Linked DNA regions of Homo sapiens: all the other regions are linked to region 1. A link is a loop called in an ENCODE intact Hi-C map of the cell type or tissue named here. Cell type or tissue: PC-3. All regions are shown on one strand.

The links. Hi-C counts contacts between places; a loop is a spot of excess contacts. Peaks named below come from ENCODE experiments on the same cell type or tissue, not always from the same donor. Only the 100,000 strongest peaks of a DNase experiment are listed, where the experiment ranks them.
Region 2: a loop joins it to region 1, with 5 times the contacts of the local background. A loop is called at or near these places in 6 of 110 quality-filtered maps.
Region 3: it touches region 1 in a loop (9-fold over the local background); 11 of 110 quality-filtered maps call a loop at or near these places.

Annotation. Positions count from the first base shown.
Region 1 is chr1:74,688,078-74,693,077 of GRCh38, forward strand. No RefSeq gene overlaps it. Among named protein-coding and RNA genes, the nearest start is that of ERICH3, 17 kb to the left of the region's middle. In PC-3, a CTCF peak has its summit at 1,926 (motif pointing left); a DNase peak (open chromatin) is centred at 1,914; H3K27ac peaks cover 938 bases.
Region 2 is chr1:74,466,623-74,471,622 of GRCh38, forward strand. The region is part of intron 23 of FPGT-TNNI3K (FPGT-TNNI3K readthrough); the gene reads left to right. All of the region lies in intron 21 of TNNI3K (TNNI3 interacting kinase), which reads left to right. It overlaps LRRC53 (leucine rich repeat containing 53), which reads right to left. Exons shown (of 5, transcript NM_001382280.1): 5 at 2,754-5,000. The coding sequence ends at 3,256. Among named protein-coding and RNA genes, the nearest start is that of LRRC53, 43 kb to the right of the region's middle. In PC-3, CTCF peaks have their summits at 2,572 (motif pointing left) and 2,772; no DNase peak of the experiment used is centred here; H3K27me3 peaks cover 1,862 bases.
Region 3 is chr1:73,838,093-73,843,092 of GRCh38, forward strand. No RefSeq gene overlaps it. Among named protein-coding and RNA genes, the nearest start is that of LINC02238, 170 kb to the left of the region's middle. In PC-3, a CTCF peak has its summit at 2,011 (motif pointing right); no DNase peak of the experiment used is centred here.

The DNA.
Region 1 (5,000 bases):
TGAACAGTTTAATTTCTGGCACTATTTGGGTTCTTTTAACAGCAAATATCTGAAGCATAATTTATCTAAAATCAAAGGTGAATAAAAGGAGAGAAAGTTAGCATGGAATTAAGCGCATTCACTGCTGTAAGATTCACTTTCTGTACCTTAAACTGAACAAAATCTTAGAGTTTCCTTTCTCTCTTTCACTTTTTTTTTGCTTCTTTTTTTCTTACCCAGCCCATGTGATGTTCACTAGAATAACACTATTGACTCGAATGCACCCAAAAGTATATACATATAAGATGATATGTTTTGCCTCTCCAAGTCTGATTATTTCTGGAATGGAAATTACAAATCACTAAACAATTTACACTTGTGTGCATATAATGAAATTAATAACCTTAGAAATATAGATTGCTGTATTGCTTGGTATATGGCTTAATCTTAATTTATTAAGAAAAATTCATTGAGAGATCATCTGGGGTAAGGCTATTCCTATTGTCTCAAAGTGTCATCTTCCAAAACTAGTTTTAACCTGCAATAGAAGAAACCTTTGAATTTTTTTTAAAAAGTCTCTTCTATCCACATAAAAAGGTCTAAAAAGGTACATGTGATCTTGGTCTGATGATAAATTCCTTTACATCTTCAAAAGAAAGTTTCCACTCAGAATTTGTTGGCAAATATATCCAGAGCTTCTTTAGAAGCACTAATTCTAACTCAACCCTACCACAAGGCCTCTGGAAGCTGAAAATTACTAGTTCTAGTAAAGCTCACCCCTCATTGAGTTCCTTCAATGTTTAGGCTGGCAGTAATATCTATCATTTACATATTTCAGAGGTATTCATTGGAATATGGTGACAGGGCCATGACAGAAAGGAGATGTGAGGAGGAGGGAGCTGTGATTGCAGCTTGTGGACTAGGAAACTTTGGAGAGAATCTTCTCTACTGGAAAATAATTGCATGTGATTTTATGTAAAGTATCCAGCACTCCACATCACAGATGTTCAATAAGTGTTGCCTTCATCCTTCTCTAATACTGCTTTATGCAAATATAGCATTTTAAAGAACATGAAGCATGTTTACATGATTTATCATATTTGACCCTCACAATACCCTTTGTAAATGGGCTTTATTTTATGTTTGGAATTACAGATGATTTGAGATGCCAGGGTCTATATAGTCCTAGGTTACACGACTAGTAATTTTAGAATCCATCACCTGGATCGTCTGATTCCAAGACTTTCTTGTCCCTTTACTACCCTCAGCTGCAAGTATTCAGTAATGTGTACCTGACCACTGCATATCTTATTTAAATAATTTTCTTCACTATATGTTTTCATACTTTTAGAGATGATTTATCATCTCCTGGTGTTTCTTTTTCTGTTTGTTTCTTCATTTTCCCTGGTTCTCAGCTTGTAAAACTGTTACATTTCTAATGTTCATGGGTCCATGATTTAAAGTTTTTTGTCAGTATCTCGAGCTCTTCAAAGCGAAAGAACCCTAAAAACAAGGCACATTTCACTCTGGACCATGTTTTTCCTTTGAGCTCTCCTGCTAAAATACCAAACACAATTTGCTTTTCGCTTGTGAGATGGAAAGAAACAGTTGTGTGGCTATAGCTGTCATTTTGCCATTACCATTCTGAGGTGTTGATTTTGTGCTTCACATTTTTCCTGTGTTTTTAACTTGATGCCCTAGCTTGAATTTTTATTTCACTCTAATCGTTTTTTAAATTTGAAGTCTTCCTTTTACTTTGGCAATTTCAGTTGGAACACTATGTTTGGAAAAAAAAATGTTCACAGAGAAACTGAAGGTTAAATCAGCTTTATTCTGTAAACAGTGCCTAAATTATCATCTCCTTCCCATAACAGCCCAATTAATATGTTACAGCAAAGCAGAAAAGCCAAAAATCATGCTGAAAACATGGAGCTATTGCGACACCTGCTGGTAAGAAATAAAGTGCATTGTGTCAACAACAGCAAAAGCAAATGGAAACAATGGATCGCTTGGATAGATTTTATTCCTACAAATCTATCTTTTGTGAATACCTGGTATGTTTCAGGTGCTGTGACAGGCACTGGGACTGATAGGGGGAGGTCTGATCCTTACACTCAAGAATCTCACAGACTTCTGGGAAGAAATATCTCTATCTACACACCTAAATATAGAGAGATTATTTTTTATAGTCAAGGTTGTCAGGTTGGGTTGGGTACACCTAAGATAACACAGGGCCCACAGAGATGACCTTTCACGAATCAGGGACAGTGTCACAGAGAAGGGAATGCTGAAATATTGAAGGAGGAGGCTCCAGGGACCCACTGGAGAATGTAAGCGTAACAGTGAAGGGATCAGATTTTCACCTTAGAAAAATCACCCTGACAGCAATATGAAAGAAGGGAGAGAGACTAGTTAGGGTCAGGAAGGTAAACAGGAAGCTGCTGAGAAAGCTCGGGAGAGGTCAGAGCCTCAGTCAGGGCAGGGAATGTGGAGATGTAGCAAGTAGAAAATTTTCTTAGGAAAGAACATCAGCCAAAATTAAAGCATGTTTTGGGTGTGGACTCTGAGAAAGAAGAAGGATTTTGAAAAGATCCTTTATGTCTATATGGTTACAAACAAAAGGAGCATTTATTTTTCTTAAAAATAAAAAAAAAGAGAGTCTGGCCTTTTAGTGTAGATAGCTTTCTTTGTGTGTGGTCTTAGGAAAGAGTTAAAATATTTCACATCTTATGAGCGCATAATTGCTCAGCAAATACAAGCACATAATTTTATAAAGTAAATTTGGAGACTTTCAAAAAATATTGATCTCACCTGAAGGCAGTGCTTAATAAGTGCAATTTGGAGACAAGGACTCAGAGACACCAATTTGTGTCAACAGTGCTTAAGTGCTCCAATGAAAAACACACTCAAGGTCCTTGAGAAATCTGGATGACCGTAATAAATGTTTTTTCAAAGGAAGGTTTAAAATATTTATTTATTTACTTACTTACTTAGAGACAGAGTCTTGCTCTGTCACCCAGACTGGAGTACAGGGGTGCTATCGTGGCTCTTGGCAGCCTTGAACACCTGAGCTCAAGCGATCCTTCTGCTTCAGCCGCCCAAAGTGCTATGATTACAGGCATGAGCCACTGTACCCATCCTAAAATTCTTAAACCAATAGCTATAGTTATAAATTGAGAAATTAAATATAGTGAAAAATAGGCCATGATTTCCCTCTCTGTCAAAGTAACTCAAAAGAATACATTTTCCCATTGAGAATCAGACAAGGGCATGCACTTATATTCATTTATTTAACAAATATTTACTGAGTGTTTGTATGTATGAACTAAGATAAAAGTATTAAAAATAATATAAATCCCTCAGCTTCCAGGAACAGATAGTCCCATTCATTAAAGTGTATATATTTAAAGTATATATATCACATATATGTATACAATATATACATACTCCTGTGTGTATGTGTGTGCACATGTGTATGAGTGTGTGTATACATCTGTTTTAACCCATGAAGTGCGAGGAAGTATTCTAGAAACAAACAATGAAAATTTTCTTATGTATTAGACATATTTTACCTGTGACAGCTGAATAGTGAGAACAGAGTATTTAATTATAATACCACTTAGTCAAGTATGTTAAAATATAATTTACAGAAACAAAGAAAAAAATAAATAAAAATAAAGAAGAAACTTGAATTAACCAAAGTTATAATATAATAATTATAAATATTACATATATATTCACTTGTATGGGTACTATGTACAAAGACATATATATTTTAAAATCATTTCACTCAATACATTACATGGTTCCACAGGAATAATTATTACAGTGTTCTTTTAAAAAACAAAGTGTGTGTTGAATATATTAAAAAGAGGTACAAAGGAATAAAAATTCAAACATAGAGTGAATTAATGTTGCCAGCTAATGTAATTAGAACTATCACCTGGGAAAACATATCCTACAATAAGCAAGGAAGCTGAATTATTTCTATCTACAAAAATATTTGATCAGAAAATAAAAATTATGTTTATTATAAAGTCTATTTTTTAATCATCTGCTTAAAATCTGCAACATGTATTTCAGAGGCTAATTTAAATGCCATCTGGTGGCATTTATTCATATTTTGGAATTTTATATCAATCTGAATAAATTTTAAGAATTGAAAAAATAAAATGATAAAAATAAAATTTCTTATAAGAACCAGATTTGGCTACGTAATATTGATTTCTTCATTGGAATGATTACCACATCCTGATCTACAAAATAATGAGCTTCCATGAGGGTCATGTAAATAAGCAGTATTGCCAATGTACAAGTGTCCTATATCAAACCTGCAAGGGGTAATTGTCTATAATTCAGCCTCCTACAAGTTTGGACATGCTTTACATGTAGCCAAGTGGATGAAAATATGAGATAAACTAGTTTATCTTGTGATGTTAAAAAATGAAAGAAAACTATTTTAAGTATATTTGAATTTTTCAATGTAGGTAATCATCATTGGAAAGATGGTTTAAAATTAAACTTTATTTCATATAGCCATACAAATTTCACTATTGGTTTTACAGAAATGTTTACTCCGTTTTGAATAAGACCACACAGGTATATCTCCTTAAGAATTACAGATACAATGTGTTATATTACAAGATACATAAACTGTTGAATGAATGAATTAATGTCATCAGCTTAATGACTGAGTTGGGCTAGATTATGATATTTCTTTCAAACACAAGATTACACCAAAGCCCCATCATCTTTCACTGGATTATTGCAGTGGCCTCTAAGTGGTCTTCCATTGTCTGTTCCCTACACAGCAGCCAGAGTGGTCTTGTTAAAACCCAGCTTAGATTGTGTATTTCCTGAATACCCTCCTATGACTGCCAGTGATGAATAGTGAGTGGTTTGAGTGGATTGCCACTTACTGGGTCTCAGCATCTACTGGAGCATCTTAGCCTGCCACCCTGTATAGCGAATGCTAGAATGCCAAAGTTTCTTTTAAAGTTTTTAAAAATTGTTATATATTT
Region 2 (5,000 bases), 220 kb before region 1:
TGAGATATGTGGGTCTGCCAGTCAGTTGAGCCTGACTTGGCTCTGGTAACCACCTCAGGATAATGAAGTTGAGCTGCTTCTGTATGTGACTCACTTGAGTCTTTCTTAATTGTCCAGTAAGGTCTTCATCATGTTAGCAAGCTGAGTGGCAAAGAAAAGGGAACAGTGGGCTGTTTTTCATTCTTTCCTTCAACAATTATTTGTTGAGTTCCTACTGTATACCTCCTAGGATAGGGGAAAGGGATTCAATAGAGATGTAAACTCTTAAATGGAGTTTAAGACCTGCTAGTTATATGGAGATTGATTGAATAAACATTTTAATGATTCTATAGTTAACTGCCAAGGTTAAGAAAGACAAAACTCTGTGAGACTATATACTAAAACAATACTACTCGCAAGTTGGGGGACAAAGACAGAATGCAGGTTAGTGAAGGCTTCCCAAAAAGAGTAACACTTGAGCTGAGGCCATAAACAGTAGTTTTCTGAAAGAAGGCGGCTTGGTGAGAAAGAAAAACAGTCTAAGCAACCAGAACATACGAAAATTCATTAGGAGAACAGATACAAGGGAAAGACTAGTAGCAGTTGCAACATTGTAGCCATGGAGAGGTTAAATCTCTGTATCAGGCATTATTTGAAACAAGTTCATCTTTAGATGGAGGACACTAACATCATGCTATTCTGGTCATTACTTTCTAGGTTATCAACTGTGCTTCTCATTTTTTCTTGCATATCTGTCTTTACTTCATTCCTTGAATTTGAAGCACAGTATTTTCTCCAGGATGTCTTCTTAGTCAAAACTCATAAACTAGAACATTGAGGAGAGTAAGAAGAATAGTCTATTGAAGATGGGAGAAGGTTGGAAAACAGTAAGAGGTAGAAAAAAGCCTGATACTAGATAGTGACAGATTTTGGAAACTGGAACAGGAAATTTGGACGTGAAATTATGGCAATTATATTTTTTTCTCTAAAGGAGTGAAAAGATAAAAGTAATTTTTTAGGAAGTTCATCTGAGTTTGATACAAAGGATTTATTTACTTAAAAAAATTGTAGTTCCTACAGTAAGGCAAACACTGAATTATCTTGTAATGCTCATTGGAATAGCTAAGCATTGATTCTTAATATGTGGGCTGCAAACTATGTATTCCAGATTACCCTGGAAAGTTTGTTGAAATGAAGATTCTGGGGCCCTAATCTAAGTTTACTGAATTAAAATCTCTCAGATGGAGCCTGAAACTCCACAATTTAACAAGCGCCCCAGGTGATTTGTGCCCAACAAAGATAAAAAATGAATGGGTTGAAACTCAAGCAAAAGACAATGAAGTTGGAGCAGCCAGCTGGACTGCTGTTTGAGTAATCCAGTTGATTACAACACACAGACTACAATGGTTACCATGGAGATTCAAGGGCAAGGGTAAACCTGAGAACTATTTCAAAGGAAACATCATAAAGAGGTAAAAGACTGGATTTCAGAAATGGAAGAGAGAAAAGAGACCAGGAGAACTAGGATTGCTGCCTCCTGAGAGTCAGTTAGTGACCAAGAGTACTCATTAGGCCTCTAGATATCAGGGATATTCTTGGCAGTGAGAGCAGAGAGAACAAAGCTAAAGGTGCTGAAGTAAGGTGACAGCGCTTTAAAGAAGAAGAAAAAAAAAAAGGAAAAAGAAAGATAGCTACCAAGAAAAAAAGTGACCTGGTCTACAAAGATGAAGAAACTGTCGATTAGGGTGGAATAAACTTATCATGCAAGAAGTTGGCATAGATACTCGTCTCACCTTAAAGGTGCTTTAAAAATAAAGTGGGGTCAGGCAAGGCAGATAGGTGGCATAGCAGTTAAGCTCAAGCAGAGATAATGAACAGAAATACCAGAGGAATTAGGATTAAAAGCAATAAAGTCTTGAATATTGGCGAGAAAAGATGAAGAAGAGAGGTAAGAAGTTTAGGAATTTTCAAAATAAGAAACTTAAGTTATTTCCTAGCAACTCTGAATAGGAAGGGAAACAAAAGAGGCGGGGTATGTAGGCAATATTTATGTTGTTCTAATCTTATAAGGTTTATAAAGCTTATTTATTATTATTATTCTACCAAATGCAGATATAAAGATGTATAGACCTAGACAGGTGTAGAGATAGGAGAAGAGGAAGTTTGTTTCCCTTTTAACATTTTTGTTCCCCTACTAAAAAATGTAAAATATTATAATATTCTAAATTGTGAAGGTATGCTTCAAATATTTTTTACAGTGGTCTCAATAATTAAATTATTTGAATATATCTATATTTTTCAAATAAGCATGGCTTTGAATGAGACATGTTTGTTCTGTTACTGTTTTTAAATTTAATATTTATATTCACATTTAATTCCAGTGTATAAGGAGGAGTTCTCACTCCAAACAACAGTGGCATGCGAAACCCAAGAGATCAGACCTTGAAAGCTATGCACTAATAGGTTATTTAGTTTTCAAAATCTTAAATTAATAACAATTGGCAATAAAGCTCATTAAAATTCCTTTTGTTCAGGATCCATTGTGTCGATCTTCAAGCCCTGTTCTTCTAAAATGATTGAAGCTGAGATCTCCACCTAGTGGATATATAGGATTTTGCAGATCTTTATGGGAACAGCCAACTATCCCTGGAAATCCTTAATTTTTTTCTCTTAGAGAAATAACAAGTTTTAAAGACTTCTACTTAAATCTGGGATGATTGTCAACAGGACAATTGCAAATGTATGAAACATACCAATATGCATATCAGTTACACTACAGTTAACAAAGCTGAATTTTTATTTTCATACTATAATTAGGAAAACAGATCAAACACAAATATGAATATATAATTATCCATGTAGAAAGCAATATTGTAATACCACTAATTGAGATATGTATAATAATTTACATGAAATAAACATCAAATGTAAATCTGCTCAAATACTCTTCTTATGTAGTTTTTCATTTGTTTAAGGCTTTTTTTTTTTCAATGTTTGCTTGCTTTTGCAAGACTTGGCAAAACTTTTCTTACTTGTTTTTTCATTCCTTAGAGAAGCATACTCAGTTAATTGTGTCAGACGTATCCTATGACTCCATCTTTGATTTTTGTCATATATTCAACTCTGGTTTTATTTTATTGATAACAAAGAGTTACTGAGGACGTTGTTGTCCTCCAAAATGATCCACTTCTAATGCATGCAAAGGCTAGTGGGTGTTTGTCCTCTTGAAGAAAGCTAAAGTAGAAAAGGATTATTATTTGAGTTATTTTGTTCACTTTATTCTGTTTCTAAAGGTGATGTAGTAGCATATTCAGCAGATGGTGGATACAGTACAGGTTTTGGAGCAGAGTTTTCAGCTTCATTTATTCTGCTAGGAACTAAAAACACCTCATTTTCTGCCTCAAAACTGTCTTTTAACCCTGGTAAGAAGGAAAGCGCTTCATGTGTCTCCACTGTCATTGCGCCTTCTTTATGTGCACTATCTTTATCTGGTTGAATATTTTGAACTTCTCTAAAATTATGTACATTACTGTTAACTTCAGGATCTACTTCACTGCAAAGTATTCTATTTTGGGTTTCATGGGAACTTGTGATACTTAAATCTTTAGCTGTAATGGTCTCCTCGGCAGAGCTTGCATCATGTAATATATATTTTTCACTTGTTCCATTTTCCCAAGTTTGCTGCCTTTCTTTTGTGATGCCTTTTAAGGTCATTTGTGAGATCTGAGTTAACATACTAGAATCTGTCTTGCTTTCATCAAGCATATTTTTCTCTTCTTTCCCTACTATTTTTATCTCTAGTGCTTCAGTGCCGTCATTTCTGGGCAATGCATTTGTGCTGTCAATTCCTTTTTCGCTACTATTGGTTAGGTGCCAAACGGCTTGACTACTAACAGGAGAAGTACTGATATCCTTGGGAAGTTCTATTCTATTTTGGTATGGAATTGAATTTGTCTTCATAAATGATAGGTTGTTCTTGGATTGTGTTTGGGGAATGAGAGAGGAATCATAAGTTTCTGTTTTTGAAAGTTTTTTTTCTACATCATTTTCTTCCTTATCCATAATACAATTTTCCACAATTTGATGTGATATTTGGGGTTTTGTCATTAATGTTTTTTCTTTATTTTCAAGCTGTGCATGACTTGAATTTTGCTCTCTGTGTTGTAAGGCTTCATTTTGGTCTAAAGTGTATTCCTTGTTGTAGCTGTCAGTCTTGTGAGCATCTAAAAGTTGTGTTTGATTCCTCGGGGACAAAGAAAACTGATTTAACTCACTGGTCTTTGATACATTCTGTCCCATGTGCTCAGTGGACTCCGTTGTCCCTTGGTCAGTAGCCCTCCTGGAATGTTGGAATGGTAAAACATCACTTCCTGTATTTTCCCAAGTAGTTGCTAAATAACTAAGCACTTTTGATTCAAGCTGAGTTGCATCTTCCATTTGCTCAGTTGAGAATTGAGAATGTGAGTGCCTGTGCTCAGCATCAGTGGGTGTAGGTTGGGGCAATTTTGATGTGTTTCCATCAGGAATGTGGCCAGCTGAGTAACAGCTGCTTTCTATAGAGCTCTGGTTGACTACACGCAAGTTGTTAGCACTGAGCAGGGGGGCACGTTTAGTGTTTCGTTGATAATATGGGGTCTGCTTTGAGTCATGTTTCAGAGGCAGCCTCTTTGAAGTGAGTCTAACATAGTTGCTACTCTCTGACTGTTGAAGAAAATCTGCAGAACACACAGTATTTATTTTGGCTTCTGTCTCAGAAGTTTTGGATAATTTCTTAGGAGGCAACAATACCTGCTTGCATTGCTTTGGGAGACTTGACAAGGATTTTTCTGGATGGACTCTGACTTTTCTAAAAGGATGTAAATTTAATTTTAAGTTTTGTCCTTTAATTTTCCCTTTGAGGTCAGACTGAGGGGTTCTCTTCCTTTTCAGAACCCATGAATTAGTAAACCATTTTTCTCCTTTGTTTCTCTCCCCAGTGTTGCTAAATTTTTTAACATCCAACTTAGTCAGTTGGTTACTTT
Region 3 (5,000 bases), 850 kb before region 1:
TAATTCAAGTTCACATGTTCTCTTAGACACACTGTTACTCCTTCTGCTTTCTTTCTCTTTTTTTTTTTTTTTTTGAGACAGAGTCTCCCTCTATCCACTGAAATGCAGTGGTGCGATCTCAGTTCACTGCAACCTCCACCTCCTAGGTTCAAGTGATTCTTATGCCTCCCAGGTAGCAGTTACGATGACTTGCTTCTCTTCATCTCCCCCACACTTAACCCCCAAACTTCCCTGAAGAATTTCTATTCAACCACCAACACTCTGATTAGGTTATAAAATTAATGAATACTTCCATTCAAAAAGAAAATTTGGATATGTCCTGAGATCTATCAGTATTATACTCTGTTAGACAATTTAGTTGATTAAATGATCTTTGTGTCTGGTAATGTAGCAAATTTGTCATCCAGTATTGACGAGAGACAGACCACCCTGGAAGGGTCACAGATGGAGCCAAAATAGATAGGCATTTGGGCACTTGCTGAAATTGTAGAAGCATACGCACTAAAGAAAGAAATTTCTGGTCTTTCTATTTTTTTGTGGCTCTGGTTTAGCATTAATTCTTCAGGGAAATTCAAAATCACTGTTATTGTTCACTTTCATAATGGTTGTATGAGGCACTCAATGGACCTGTTATCCAGTAAAACAACCATAATTAGTGAAGATCGTATATTTTAAAAATAACCATTTAAGGTCTCTGAAAATTTTACCAAAGGCATATAACAATTAAGAAATGTGTTCAAGAAAATATGCTAATGTTCTGTCAGAACGGTGAGAGTCTATTGTACTTGAGCCATTACCAGTTTCCTCCTTCTCCTGTTCCAGTGTGATGGACACTCTGCTCCAGGAAGTTGTGGCTAAGAAGATGGTGCTCCCTTTTGCCCAAGCTCACAGTGAAAGGCTAAAGTAACTTCATGGTATGTTCAGGCTGTCAGTATTTTTCACAATCCCCAGCCTTGTGTTACTGATGTTCAATTCCAGGCAAGTGCCAACAAGAATTTGAGCATTTCCCTTCTCCATCCAATCAGTTCTCAGAGGGTAAAGTCTGTACTCCATGTGTGGCACACAGAGAATACGGGGGCCTCAATTACTCTTACCTTAGCTGCTAGTAGGGCAGATGTTCAATGCCAGGAAAGGCAAGCCAAGAAAACCTGATGCTACCACATTTTTCCAGGGTGCTGCTGATAAAGCAGTGTTGTCACTCTGGGAAAAGTAGGACACTATCACCATCCTCAGTTCTGGAGTAGTGATTCAGACATTTAGCCTGGAGAAAGAGGCAGGCCATAATAAGAGAGAACTCTGAAGTTCTCCCCAAAGGAACTGACTTTATTTGGAACAGGGTGTGGAAATTTTTAAGGCTAAGAGTATTTGGGAAAACAATATAGATTATATTGTTAAGCAATTATGAAAAGGCTGTTAGCTCCTCCTAAAACATAGGGCAGCTAGTTTACCAGAGAGAAGCAGGAAAACAGACAGCTGAGAAGAGTCTTCTTGAGTCATAACCAACCTCAGATACTGGCTTTAAAAACTAGACCTGCAAAGGAACTTGAATTCAATTCGATCAGAGTATAAAAAAATGTATGTCCCATGACATTGATGAAAACAACAACACAATCAGATAGCAATTAGGAAAGCCTAATGCTGAGTATGACACTAAGAGAGGCAGCTAGCTTAACAGTGATCAGGGAAAGAGACAAAGAGAGTCCTGCTAAAGAACCATCATTCCAATGTGACTGTTGGCATGTGCAAGGTTTTCTCCTCTAAGAAGTGACATCAGAGGCTTCACTGTGGGAAAAATGAACTTCAGTAAAATAGTTCAGCCAAGTCTCTGAGTAAATAAGCAAATCACATCAGCAAAGAGAGTAACAAAAAAGGTAAATACAAAAAGATTCACAGACGACACATCATATTAAAAACATAGAAAGCCAAAGACAAGACAAAAATCTTGAAAGCAGCAAGAGAAAAGTACTTGTAATATACAAGGGAACTTTAATAGAGCTAACAGCTAATTTCTCATCAGAAACACTGGCCGCCAGGTGGCAGTGGGACGGCATGTTCAAAGGGTTGAAATAAATTTTTAAAAAGTTAATCAAGAATCTTGTATTCAGCTAAGGTATGTTTCAAGATGAAGACAATGTAAGGGCTTTCCCAAATAAACGAAAACTATGATAATTCATCTATAACAAATTTGCCTTACAATAAATACTAAAGAAAGTTTAAGGCCAAAAGCAAGTGGCACAGACAGGAATTAGAATACACATGCAAACACAGACATAGGTAAAAATAATTATGAAATTATTAAATACAACATATGTGCATATTTCTTCATTTCCTTCATAAGTTACTTTAAAAGTAATTTTATAAAGAATATATTTACATATAAATGCTTCTTGGGATTAAAGCATATAGAAATATAGAATATACTGGATAACAATAAAGAAAAGGAGAAAAGAGAGAGCAAAGTGGTAGGAGAATGCTGTGAGATAATAACTTGAATGCACAGGAACAAATAAAGAGAACCAGAAGCAATAAATAAAAAGATTAAAATAAGGATCTCTAGAAATATATACTTACTCTTTTTTTCTCCTAGTTTCTTTAAAAATTAAATTATATGTAGTAATAATTATATCAATAGACTGTTGGGTTGTTAACATGTATATATGTAAAATATACAGCAGTAATAGTTCAAAAATGGGAAAGAGAATAGGGCAATATAGGAATGAGTTTCTGTGTATCACCGGAATTAGTATAAACCAGAAGTAGACACTCATAAGAAAGCAGTATATAGTAAGTCCTAAAGCATCCACTAGAAGATAAACTCGTATAGAACTGGTAACATTATACTGTAACATTAAAGAAATATTAGCAAACATTTCAATGAAATCAAAATTTTACACACTAGAAAATATTCAGTTGATACTAAAGAAAGCACTAAAGAAGAATAAAAAAGACATGAAACATATTGAAAACAAAAGTAAAATAGCAGATATAAATCCAGCTATATCAATAATAGTATTAAATATAAATAGATTTTAAAAGTTAATCAAATGATAGAGATTGTCAAATTTGATTTTTTTTTAAATCCACCTACATATGGTCCACAGGGGACATACTTTAGATTCAAACATAGAAATAGGTTAAAAGTGGAGGGATGAAAATATATGTCATCCAAAGAGCAACCATAAGAAAACTGGTGTGGCTGAACTAACTAATATAATATAAAATAGACTAAAGAAAGTTACTAGACATAACGGATGACATATTAACAATGATGTAATAATTCATCAGGAAGTTATAATAATTATAAAAATATATCCAATTAACAGAACCCTAAAGCACATGAAGAAGAAACTTACAAAATTGAAAGGCAAAGAGACAACTCATAATAAAAACTGGAAATTACCATACCTAATTGTAATAAAAATTAGATCAACTATGTGGAAAATAAAATGAAATTTAAAATTTAAAAAATTTTATATACCAACTAGATCTAACCAACACATATGGAATACTCCACTCAAAAATAATGAAAAAAGGTAGAATTGAAACCATACAGAGTGTGATTTCTGACTATAATTAAATGAAATTAGAAATCAATAATTAAAAAATGAAAATTCATGAATATGTCAAAATTAAGACACTCCTAGAACCAATGAGTCAGAGAAGGTATCACAAGATAAATTATAAAATACTTTGAGAAGCATGAAAATGAAGACACAAAATTCCAAAAATTATGGAATGCAAACCATACATACAATAAGAAGTTAATATTCAAAATATATAAGGAATTCAATTCAATAACAAGAGAACAAATATTATGATTAAAAATTGGGCAAAAGACCTGAATTGACATTTATCAAAGGAAGACACAAATGGCAAACAGGCATAAGAAAAAGTACTCAATGTCACTTGCCATCAGAGAAATGCCAATAAAAACCATAATGAAATATCATCTCACACCTGTTAGAACGGCTACTATCAAAAAGGCAAATGAAAACAGACATTGACAGGGATGTGGAAAAAAAGGGAACCCTTGTATAAAGTTAATGGGGATGTAAATTAGTGCAGCCATTATGAACAATAGCATGAAGATTCCTCAAAAAATTAAAAACAGAACTACCATATGATCCAGTAATCCCTCTTTTGGGTAGATATTCAAAAAAACTTAATAACTACATATGTCAAAGTGATATATGTACTTTCATATCCATTGTTGCATTATTCACAATATCCTAAATATGAAATCAACTTACATGTCTATCAACAAAAAAATTGAATAAAGAAAATGTGCTATAGATAAAAGATGATAGATAGATAGATAGATAGATAGATAGATAGATAGATGTATAGACAGACAGACAGACACAAAACTGAGTTCTATTCAGCCTTAAAAATAAGGAGGAAATCTTGTCTTGGGACAACATGGAAAACCTGAAAGACATTATGCTAAGTGAGATAAGGCAAATGCCATATGTTCTCACTTATATGTGGAATATAAGAAAGTTAAATTCATGAAGAATAGAATGGTGTTTGCCTGGGGCTGACATGGGTGGAGAGTGTAGCAGAGAAGGCTTGGGGAGATGCTGGTTAAAGTGCACAAAGTCTCAGTTAGAATGAATAGATTCTGAAGATGTACTGCACAGCAGCATCACTATAGTTAACAATAATAATGTATTATATACTCAAAAAAGAGATTAAATCTTAAATATTCTCACCACAAAAAGTATATATGATGGATATGCTAATTCATTTGATATATTTCACAATATATACATATGTTAAAACATCACACTGTACTTCATAAATATGTACAATTTTTATTTGTCCATGATTCCTTCATAAATCTGGGAGAAAAACAGAAACAAACCAAGTGCCCAACAATACAAGAATAAACAAATTGTGATATTATCTGTACAATGGAATACTACTCAGCAATAAAGAGGAAGAAACTTCTGATACATCCTACCACATAAATGAATTTCAAAAGCACTATGTTTAGGAAA